Regions from separate parts of the Mus musculus genome. Here region 2 is linked to region 1. The links are chromatin contacts, found by POLR2A ChIA-PET in ENCODE. All regions are on one chromosome and are shown on one strand. The core of a region is the stretch at or near the end of the contact, and the rest is flanking DNA. Distances in the headings are between cores, read along the strand shown. Region 1 holds the start of Vapa (vesicle-associated membrane protein, associated protein A). Region 2 overlaps Rab31 (RAB31, member RAS oncogene family).

Region 1 (4,700 bases), core at 1,127-3,626:
TCCCTCCCTATCTTTCCATCTCACCCACCTTTCCAGAAGTCTCTGAACAACTGGGCATTTAAGTCTATTCACCTCAATGTATCTTCTCACCTCAGGATTTACCCAACCACTCCCATTTGCATAACTTTCCCTAGGCAACTTGAAAGGAGCCTTTTTCCCTTAAAAGCTTCCACAGACATGCTACTCCCTCAAAGTACCACTTACCTGCCCTTTTCAGTAGTATTGGGATCATTTTTTTGGTAACACATAGTCTGTTGTATAAACACAGTTATTATTTAACATCAAAAATAAGTGGTCTATATGGATACTGCACAATGTAGTATTTCCAATCGTTTTTAAAACCTGTCTCATAAAAGACTTTTCACACATGTCTATGTGGTACAGATAATTTTCTCTTACAGTCAAAAGAGAAAAAGCAAACCACACAAAATATCGTAAAAATGTTCATTAAATCGCTTCTATTACCTATGGCTACTACAGTACTATAAGAACTTCTCAGCAAACCCCGCCCACTCCCTCCCCCCCTCCCCCCCCCAAAAAAAACCAATCAGGCAATACAGAAATTTGCTGCAGGAAAATACACACTACCCGAGGTTCTGAGACACTGTCTAGTGTCTCCCTTGTAGCCCGGGTTGATTTCAAACTTTGGATGGTTTCTGGACTTCCAGAATGCCGGGATTATAAGTGTGGTTCACGACCCAATTCCAAAGATATTAGAGCTGCCTTAAAATCACAATCAAGTTCTTGTCTAGTAAAGAGAAACTTGTGAATGTACTGAAACACCTGCAGGGCATGTGACTAGCAGAATACCCAATGTTTATAAGCCCTAAAACTATTTAAGATATAAAATCTTTAAGTGTCTGGAACTATTTTAAATTGTTCCCACAAGGACAATTCAGCTATTTTCATTTGGACTAACTCTTACACTACTATTAATGGGTTTACTTTTTCTCTTAGTACTGGAATCGATGTGCGCCTAAGGAAAATTGTTTTCATCAGTTCCTGAAATTAAAACGCAAGGTATTAACTTTCGGGGGGGGGGGAGGGGGGCACTTTACATTTAAAGATAGGAAGGATCACGTTTTCTCTTTAGCTCCATTCTTTTGGTTCTCCTTAAAATAAAGTAAATTGTTCTGTGTAACGTTTCGTTTCCTACACACTGAGAAGGCAAACCGCCTTGGATCTGAACAAGAATCACCAAGCCACTGTCTATCACAGTCAATGCTCCAAAGTCAACAGTTCCAGAGCTGTGTGGCACCTTAGCAGCTTTCTCGGGATACGCAGGGAAACCGCAAGCGTAAGCGGGTCACAAACGCTGAAAGAATTCTTCAGTAAAGACAGTGTGCACTCAAGGACTGGGTCCTCCGTACCTAGGGACAATCCGAGCTGACACAAGGGACCCACTACCATTAACCTCTGACCATGCATGCCCCAGCTGACGCACAGCTTTCTGCCGCGCGCCTGGGGGCCGTGCCAACACGCGGGGTCAGTCCCAGCCAGAGACTCTGCTGCCTGGTCTCCCGGCTCAGCCAGAGTCCCGCACCTGACCGGGAAAGACTCCGGGCGAGGCCGCGACCGTGAACGCCTCCTCGCCCGCGGCGGACCGCGCCTGCCCAAAGCCGCCGAACGGCGCCCACTGGCGCCCGCCGACTAGGGAGCTCCGGCTCCCAGTCGCCCTCCCGCACCGCCCGACCGCACCGCGCCGCGCCGCGGCCGCCCCTGGGGCAAGGACGCCATGCGGGCCGGCGGGCAAGGCGCGGGCGGGCTCCCACGGCGCCCCCGCGGGGCCGCAAGATGGCGGCGGAGCCCTCCGCGGCGCCCGGCGGCTCCCTCCCCTCCCCTCCGCAGCGCAGCCCAGCCCGGCCCGGCCCGGCCCGGCAGCGGCGGACGGCGAGGCGCGGGGCCGAGGGACGCAGCGGGGCCGCGGCTCCGACGCTCGGCCGGGGCGTGGGGGAGGGGAGCACGGCCCGGCCACCCCGCCGCCGCCCGCCAGCCCCAGCCCCAGCCTCAGCTCCGCTCCGGAGCGTCCCAGCCAGCCTACCTTTGAATTTGAGGTCTGAAGGAGGGTCGAGGACCAGGATCTGCTCGTGCTTCGCCATGGCCCCGGAGGCGGACGCCATAGGAGACAGCGCAGCGCAGAGCGGGGGCGCGCCCGCGGCGGCGGTTCGCTGGCGGGGGCGAGGGGACGGTGGCGGCGCCGGCTCCGCGGAGCTCTAGGACGGGGCCAGGCTCACGATTCCCGAAGCTCCGCGCCTGCTGCCGGGCCGCGGGGGTCCCGAGGGCAGCCTGTCCGCTCAGCAGCTCCGGGTGTCACAACTGACTCAACCCCACACCAGCCGCCGCGGCCACGCGCACTGCGATCCTCGGCGCCCCACGTGACGGGCCCTACGTGCCTACGTGCGCGCCCCCGCGGCCTGGAGCCCTCGTGCTGGCCCCGCCCTCCGGGCCTAACTGGGGGGTGGGAGGGGTCAACGCTGAGCTAGTGCGCCTGCGCACCTCCGACTTGGCCGCAGCTCCGGGCGCCGCGCCGCTGTCAATCTCCGTAGAGCAGGGTCGGGGGGGCGGAGCGGGGCTCTTTGCGGGGAGACGCGGTGCACGGCGCCCCGGGAAGGGGGTGTCGTTCTTGGGGCCCTGGAGCTGCGAGTGCGGGGCTGGAGCGCCGACTACGACGCTACCTCACGGCGTTCCAAGTGGAATTCCGAACGGAAGAGAGTCATGAAGCGCCGGGTACCTCGACTCCCAGCATGCCCTGTGCGGGCGGCGCCTCCGCGGTGGCTGCTGGGAACCGGGAAGGCGACCTGGGTCCGTTGGAGGCGAGTGGGTGGGGCCGCTGACGCGGCTTTTGGCTCGCCGAGGGCGTCTTGTCTGCCCTGGAAAAGAGAAGGGTTTTTGCAGGCTGCCTGGAAGCCAGGCATCCCAGGAGAGACCGCCCTTTGGGAGAGCGGCAGGGCGTGTCCCTCTGGTCTGCTGGGGATTCCTTCCGCCCTCAGCGAACGTGCGCTCCGTTCTGCCTGCTGTTCCAAGACTGCCTCCTCCCCATCTCCCTCCTGCCCAGCCAAAGGAAACACATCTCGCTCACAAGCGAACGAGTTCCAGGGGAAATCTGTGCCAGGCACAGTTTCTCTACAAGGGTAGAAACGAAATCTCTGTTCCTACAGCGTGGAGTTCACGTGCTGTATCTACAGTGTGGTTCACTTCAAACTCATACCCAAATCTGTTTGCCACATTCTCGTGCTAGGGACGAATTTTATCTGTATCACTTAGGAGAGCCTGTACCAAATGAGAAAAAAAAAAAAAAATGCCAAGCAAGTTGCTGACAGATATTCAGCCCCTTGCCAGGGTATCCAGGGACGGGAAGAGCAAACAAAACAAATGGATGTGCTGTAAAAACCTTTATTGTGTCCTATGGTGCTGCTTGAATTTAAATCTCTAGGAAGCTCCGTGCGAAACAAAGCACATATTCATGCTTCTGCCACGAAAAGGCACTCTAGATTGCTTGGAAGTAAATGTCGAAATGAGCAGTCTAGAATACAGCTAATTAGACTTTTTCAACTTGCCGCCCCGACACCTGAAAAACTTTCATGCCACTCGAGGTATATAGGATATAATAGTGGTATAAAGCAAACATTGGTCGTTTAAAAAAAAAAGTTTGTTTTCTTTCTTTGAATGCTTACTTTGTATCCTAACCTAAAAAATGAATTTTGAAAAGAAGCAGACCAAAAATCCATTTAAGACAAAAGCAAGCTTGTATGCAAACGAGATGGATTTCCTTGTTCATCTCTACGTAAAAATTATTTATTCTTGGCTGAATATTTGATATTGCTAAACACAACATTGTCAACTTTTTTTGTAATTGATTGCTATTTTGATTTTATAATTACCAATGCTGAGAATCATTTTATATAAATACCTAGTGCAAAGTGGCAAAAAAATAGATTTGGAAACATTTCAAAAATAGTTGGAAATTCTATCCCAATCACCAGCCAAAATTTTCGTGTGATTTTTTTAATGAAGTGCAAATCAGTAACTCAAACTGCAATTTTAAAATAAAAAATTCTAACACAATGCAATCCCAAGATGTATAAATTTAACATGTGCTAAGAAACAATAACAAGAAAATATTATCTTTTTTCCTTAATTAAACCATTATGTCTTTGAAGAGTAGAAGTCTAGGAGCAGAAAAGCTGCCTCAGCGGTTAAAAGCACATACTGCTCTTGCAGAAGACTTGAATTTTGTTCCCAGCACCCATAGCAGGCTGCTCACATCTACCTGAAACTCCAACTCCAGGGACAGCCAATGCCTCTGGCCACTGGAGAGTACTTGCACTCATGCACAGATCCTAACAAGTATACGTAATTAAAAATAATCTCTTCAAAGACTAGAAAACTGTACAATAAGAGAGCACTGCAGTTCATATCTGAGCCAAGGTGTTTCAGGCAGCATCAGTAGCCTTATGTGGCCAGACAGCACATAAAGAACAAAGTATACATGACGTGTTCAGAACCAGGGCTACAGTGAGAACCCACAGTGCAGCCCGGGTGAGCCCCTACACAAATCCTTTGCATTCACTACTCATTCGACTTTGATTTACATTTGATTGTTGCACGTTCAGAAACCTTTTGCTGTTGTTAAACTTCCCCAACCCCCACAGTCAGCTACATGACCCACTAGGGGCACACAACCCACAGTTTAAGAACTT
Region 2 (4,700 bases), core at 1,616-4,115, 120 kb after region 1:
CAAAGTTGTCTGCACTTTTTCTCCTTGGCCGAGTTCTTTCCTCTGAGAACCCTGTGATCCTGCTCAGGGCATTCTTTGTCGGTTTTTTTTCCTTGTTGTTTCAAAATGTTAACATACGCGTCTAGATGAAGGTGTCCATAGAGATGCTGTGGCCATCTCTCAGTTCTAGTTATATATGTTTACCTCTTGACACTGACACATTTTTGTTCCACGATCTTCAAATTACTGCAGTTTAACATAGCTGTCACTTCTTTAAAAATAAAAAAAAGTCACATGTCACTGGGTACTGAGTCATAGTTAGAAGCTAAAAGTTCCAGGGTATGGGTGGGCAGCTCTTGATAACACATACTGTACATTTAAAAAATTAGAGGAAAGTATTTTGAAAGCATTTACCACAAATGATTGACAAATATCTGTGGAGGTGATTATTTTTAACTCAGTTGAAACATGATGTAACATACAAATGTATCACACACTATTGTGTTACCCACTGGTGTACATGTAACTTCCGACTTGTATCAGTTAGAATTTAAATTGTGTTTTTACTACTGTTATTGTATATACAATGTTTGTGTGCAGGTGCACATATATCGCATGTACATATGGCCCTGTGCACCTGTAGACATGTCCCCCTGCACCTGTAGACATGCCCCCTGTGCACCTGTAGACATGCCCCCTGTGCACCTGTAGACATGCCCCCCTGCACCTGTAGACATGCCCCCTGTGCACCTGTAGACATGCCCCCCTGCACCTGTAGACATGCCCCCTGTGCACCTGTAGACATGCCCCACTGCACCTGTAGACATGCCCCCATGCACCTGCAGTCATGCCCCCATGCACCTGTAGACAAACTCCAAGTGCTTCTTGTGGAAATATCTTTGATCTGAGACTTCACATGTACAGGGTTTTGAACCATTTCAAACAGTTTAAAAAAAAACTATTTAATACTAGTGTCTAACTCCTCTTTCTTCTAGAAAATATATATATATATATATATATATATATATATATATATTCCATATTAATATATATATATCATATTAACTGTTACAAATACTTTTATTGGGGCTGGAGAGATGGCTCAGTGTTTAAGGGCACTGACTGCTCTTCCAGAGGTCCTGAGTTCAAATCCCAGCAACCACATGGTGGCTCACAACCATCTGTAATGAGATCTAATGCCCTCTTCTGGTGTGTCTGAAGACAGCTACAGTGTACTCCTAGACATTAAATAAATAAATATTTTTAAAAAACACTTTTATTGAGTTGCAATTCATGTAATAAAATTAACCATTTTAAAGTGACAGGTTTGGTGGCATCTGGTACATTCACTTTGCTGTCCACTTACATAGTTCCCAAACATAGCTTGGTGAAATGTATCCATTAAGCCATGGACTCTCCGTTCTTGGCCCCCCTCCCCCCTCCACAGCCCCTAGCAATCACATCTGCCTATCTCCATGCATCTAGTACCATACAAAATTGTCACCTTTTCTGTCTGGTTTTCTTTGTTTAACAACAGAGTTTTAAGGCTCACCCTCATCAGACTATGCGACCGCCAGATTTCTCTTTCCTTGGTGCTGGGATACCTGGGCACACTAAGCAAGCATCTTACTACGGAGCTGCCCCAGCCCCCAGCCCGATTCTTTCCTGTCTGTGTATGGCCACCATTTGTTTATCCATTCACTGTTAATGGACTCCCAGACTGTATCTGTCATTTCTGAACAGGGCTGCTATGAACATCCATGTACAAGTACTTCTCTTGGGAGTGCCTTCACGCCCAGTAGCAGGATTCCCAAGTCCTGGGTGCTGGGATTAAAAGCAGGTGCTACCTAGCCTGGCTAAAAATAACATTTTGTCTAAACTTAAAAAAATATATACAAAAAAAAGAATGATTATCAAAGGAAGTCAACTCATTTCATGCTACAGCTATATCCCAGATATAAAATGTGTTAAGATTTTATTGACCTCATTGTTAATGATGTTGCAATCAATTAAAATATGTTGTCAAACCTAATTTTTAAAGTAAATAAATGGATATAGAACTGGATGTGGCACATGCCTTTAATCCCAGCACCCAGGAGGCTGAGGCAGGCTATCTCTGTTTGAGTTCTAGGTCAGCTTGGTCTACAATTTAAGTCCCAGGACAATCAGGGCTACACAGAGAAACCCTGTCTCGGCAAACAAACAAACAAACAGATACAAAAGAAATTTGCAAACACAAATTGGCTTTTTATGGAGAAGTTTGTTTTACCTGTGGCCAACAGACTTTTTATTAAATAGCTAGAAGCTTACATAGGACTTAAGTTGATCTCAGACAAGAGTAGAATCAGACATTTTAGAGTGTACAAATAAGTGCACAACGCACTTCCCCATTGGAGACAGTAAATGACCTTTTCCTGTTTGTTCTAAATTTCCTATCAAGGGCTGGCAAGATGACTCAGCTTGTAAAGACGCTGCCAGCCAAGCCCAAAAACCTGAGGTGGATCCCTGGGGACCCATGTGGCAGAAGGAGAGAACACCCCTCAAGATGCCGTCGGACCTCCATACACATACCACGGTATGAATGTACAGAGCCCATACAAGCACAAATGTAAAGGTAAGGGGTGGTGGGACAAAAAGATTAAATTTCCTATCTATAGGACATGAAAAAATAAAAGGGGGAAAAAAAACTAAAGGAGAGCGCAAGAAAAGGAATTGGCAAAGACAATTATTTCACTAATCAAGTTGGGAAGCAGAAGGACTGCAGAACGCTGGGCTTGTGCCCCTCAGCAGTGGCAGGAGCCTAAGACCACAGGAAAGAGAGATGCAGATCTGGCCTGCAAGCGGGCTATGGCTGGCTGATGCCTGGGCTTCTCTGACTCATGGTGTGTCAGGGGTGAGTAACAGAACTGGTTTTGCACTGGAGCGGACAGGCTGGAGCAGCTGGAAGCAGGACAGGAAGCGCATCCGGACAATGGAAGCTCACTATCTTTCCACAACTACACCAGCAGGGACCTGTGGTGAAGGGTTACACCAGCGCTCCCTTCCTTAGGAACTAGCCTGAAAACTCCAGGGATGACCCTCACAAGGCTTGGAGTGTAGTTCTGTGGTACCAGGGAGAAAACACTCAGCTGTATGTTCCTTAGGCCTTACACCTCCAGTTGTTTGACTCAAGACAACATCTATCTGTCCTGTTTATTTTCTGCAACAGTTCCTGACTCAATTAAAGTTACTTTTCCTTTCCATCAGCTGGCAATGTACAAACAGAAGAAGTTACCAGATGCAAGAGTAGAAAGAAAGGGCTGGAGAGATGGCTCGGTGGTTAAGAGCACTGACTGCTCTTCCAGAGGTCCTGAGTGCAAGTCCCGGCGACCACATGATGGCACACAACCATCTGTAATGGGATCTGATGCCCTCTTCTGGTGTGTGTCTGAAGATAGCTACAGTGTGTTCATATAAATGCAAATAAATCTATCTTAAAAATAAAAAAGAGAGAGAAAGTAGAAAGAAAAGTCACAAAATTCTCAGGAAATACATGATTCTAAGGAAAAGTAGGCCTAGGGGGCTGAATTCTGAACACCTTACCCCAGGAGAAAATTCCAGTCCAGGGCATGGTTCATCTTTGTTTTTGTTTTGTGCTACTGTGAATCAAACTCTAGTCAAGGTCTCATGGTTGTTGGACCAACTGAGCTGTGTCCTGGCTCTTTCCTACTTTTGTTTTGGAACAAGATCTCACTAAGTAGCCCAGGCTGGCCTTGATTTCACCATAGCCCAGGCTGGCCTTGATTTCACCATAGCCCAGGCTGGCCTTGAGCCCACCTTAGCCCAGGCTGGCCTTGATTTTACCACAGCCCAGATACTCCTTGAACTTGGGATTCTCCTGCCTTCAGCCTCCCCAGCTGCTTTAATTCTGCCTCCTGAGTTTAAAGACACGAGCTACCACACCGGTATTGGATTGTTTCTTAAATGAGGATTATTTATAAATAAAAATATATTAGAAGGCAGGAAAAAAAAAACAATGGAAAAAAAAAAGATACACAGAACATCCTTAAGGGCCCTGGAAGCTCCCTTCCAGTCTCCATCAGGATCTACTATGGTTCTTCTTCCTGGTGGCGCGTCTGTGTCCAAGACTGCTCTGGCTGGAAGGAAGGCTGGCAATGGCTGGAAACCCGCAGCTCTGCAGTGCGGAGCATCACTGCAGTCTGCACCAGGGCTCAAAAACCTCAAAGCCCAGCCCTGCTGCTCCTGGAAGACGCTTAGCCAGCCCTATCCAAGCCCGTTTGAAAAAAGGTAATCCCGCCAGGCATGGTGGCACACGCCTTTAATCCCAGCACTTGGGAGGCAGAGGCAGGCAGATTTCTGAGTTCGAGGCCAGCCTGGTCTACAGAGTGAGTTCCAGGACAGCCAAGGCTACACAGAGAAAACCTGTCTCGAAAAACGAAAAAGAAAGGAAGGAAGGAAGGAAGGAAGGAAGGAAGGAAGGAAGGAAGGAAGGAAGGAAGGAAAAAGGTAATCCCAAATCAAACTCACCATTTCCAGTGAAGTCTGACCTGGACTGTAGTGAAGTTAACTCTGTGCAGGCTAAGAACAGGGCTGAGCAGTGCATAAGCAACAGATCCGAGTTCCCCCATCCACGGTGCTGCCCATCACTTTGGGAATGCGCTAACTTAATTCCTTGCCTGTCCTAAGTACCTGTGGACAATGACTGTGGGATATGTTCTACC

Evidence for each region. ChIA-PET counts read pairs that join two places held with the same protein, here RNA polymerase II (POLR2A).
Region 2: POLR2A ChIA-PET joins it to region 1 with 20 read pairs in Patski. The contact joins the enhancer-like site here to the promoter of Vapa in region 1. POLR2A ChIA-PET finds 5 or more read pairs at or near these places in 4 of 5 experiments (Patski and embryonic stem cell).

Annotation. Positions count from the first base shown.
Region 1 is chr17:65,611,179-65,615,878 of GRCm38, forward strand. It overlaps Vapa (vesicle-associated membrane protein, associated protein A), which reads right to left and starts at 2,377. Exons shown (of 6, transcript NM_013933.3): 1 at 2,042-2,377. The coding sequence starts at 2,120.
Region 2 is chr17:65,734,911-65,739,610 of GRCm38, forward strand. All of the region lies in intron 1 of Rab31 (RAB31, member RAS oncogene family), which reads right to left. Among named protein-coding and RNA genes, the nearest start is that of Rab31, 35 kb to the right of the region's middle. Within about 2 kb of position 2,866, at least 1 of the 3 ENCODE cell types and tissues checked has a DNase peak (open chromatin) inside an H3K27ac peak, as active enhancers do.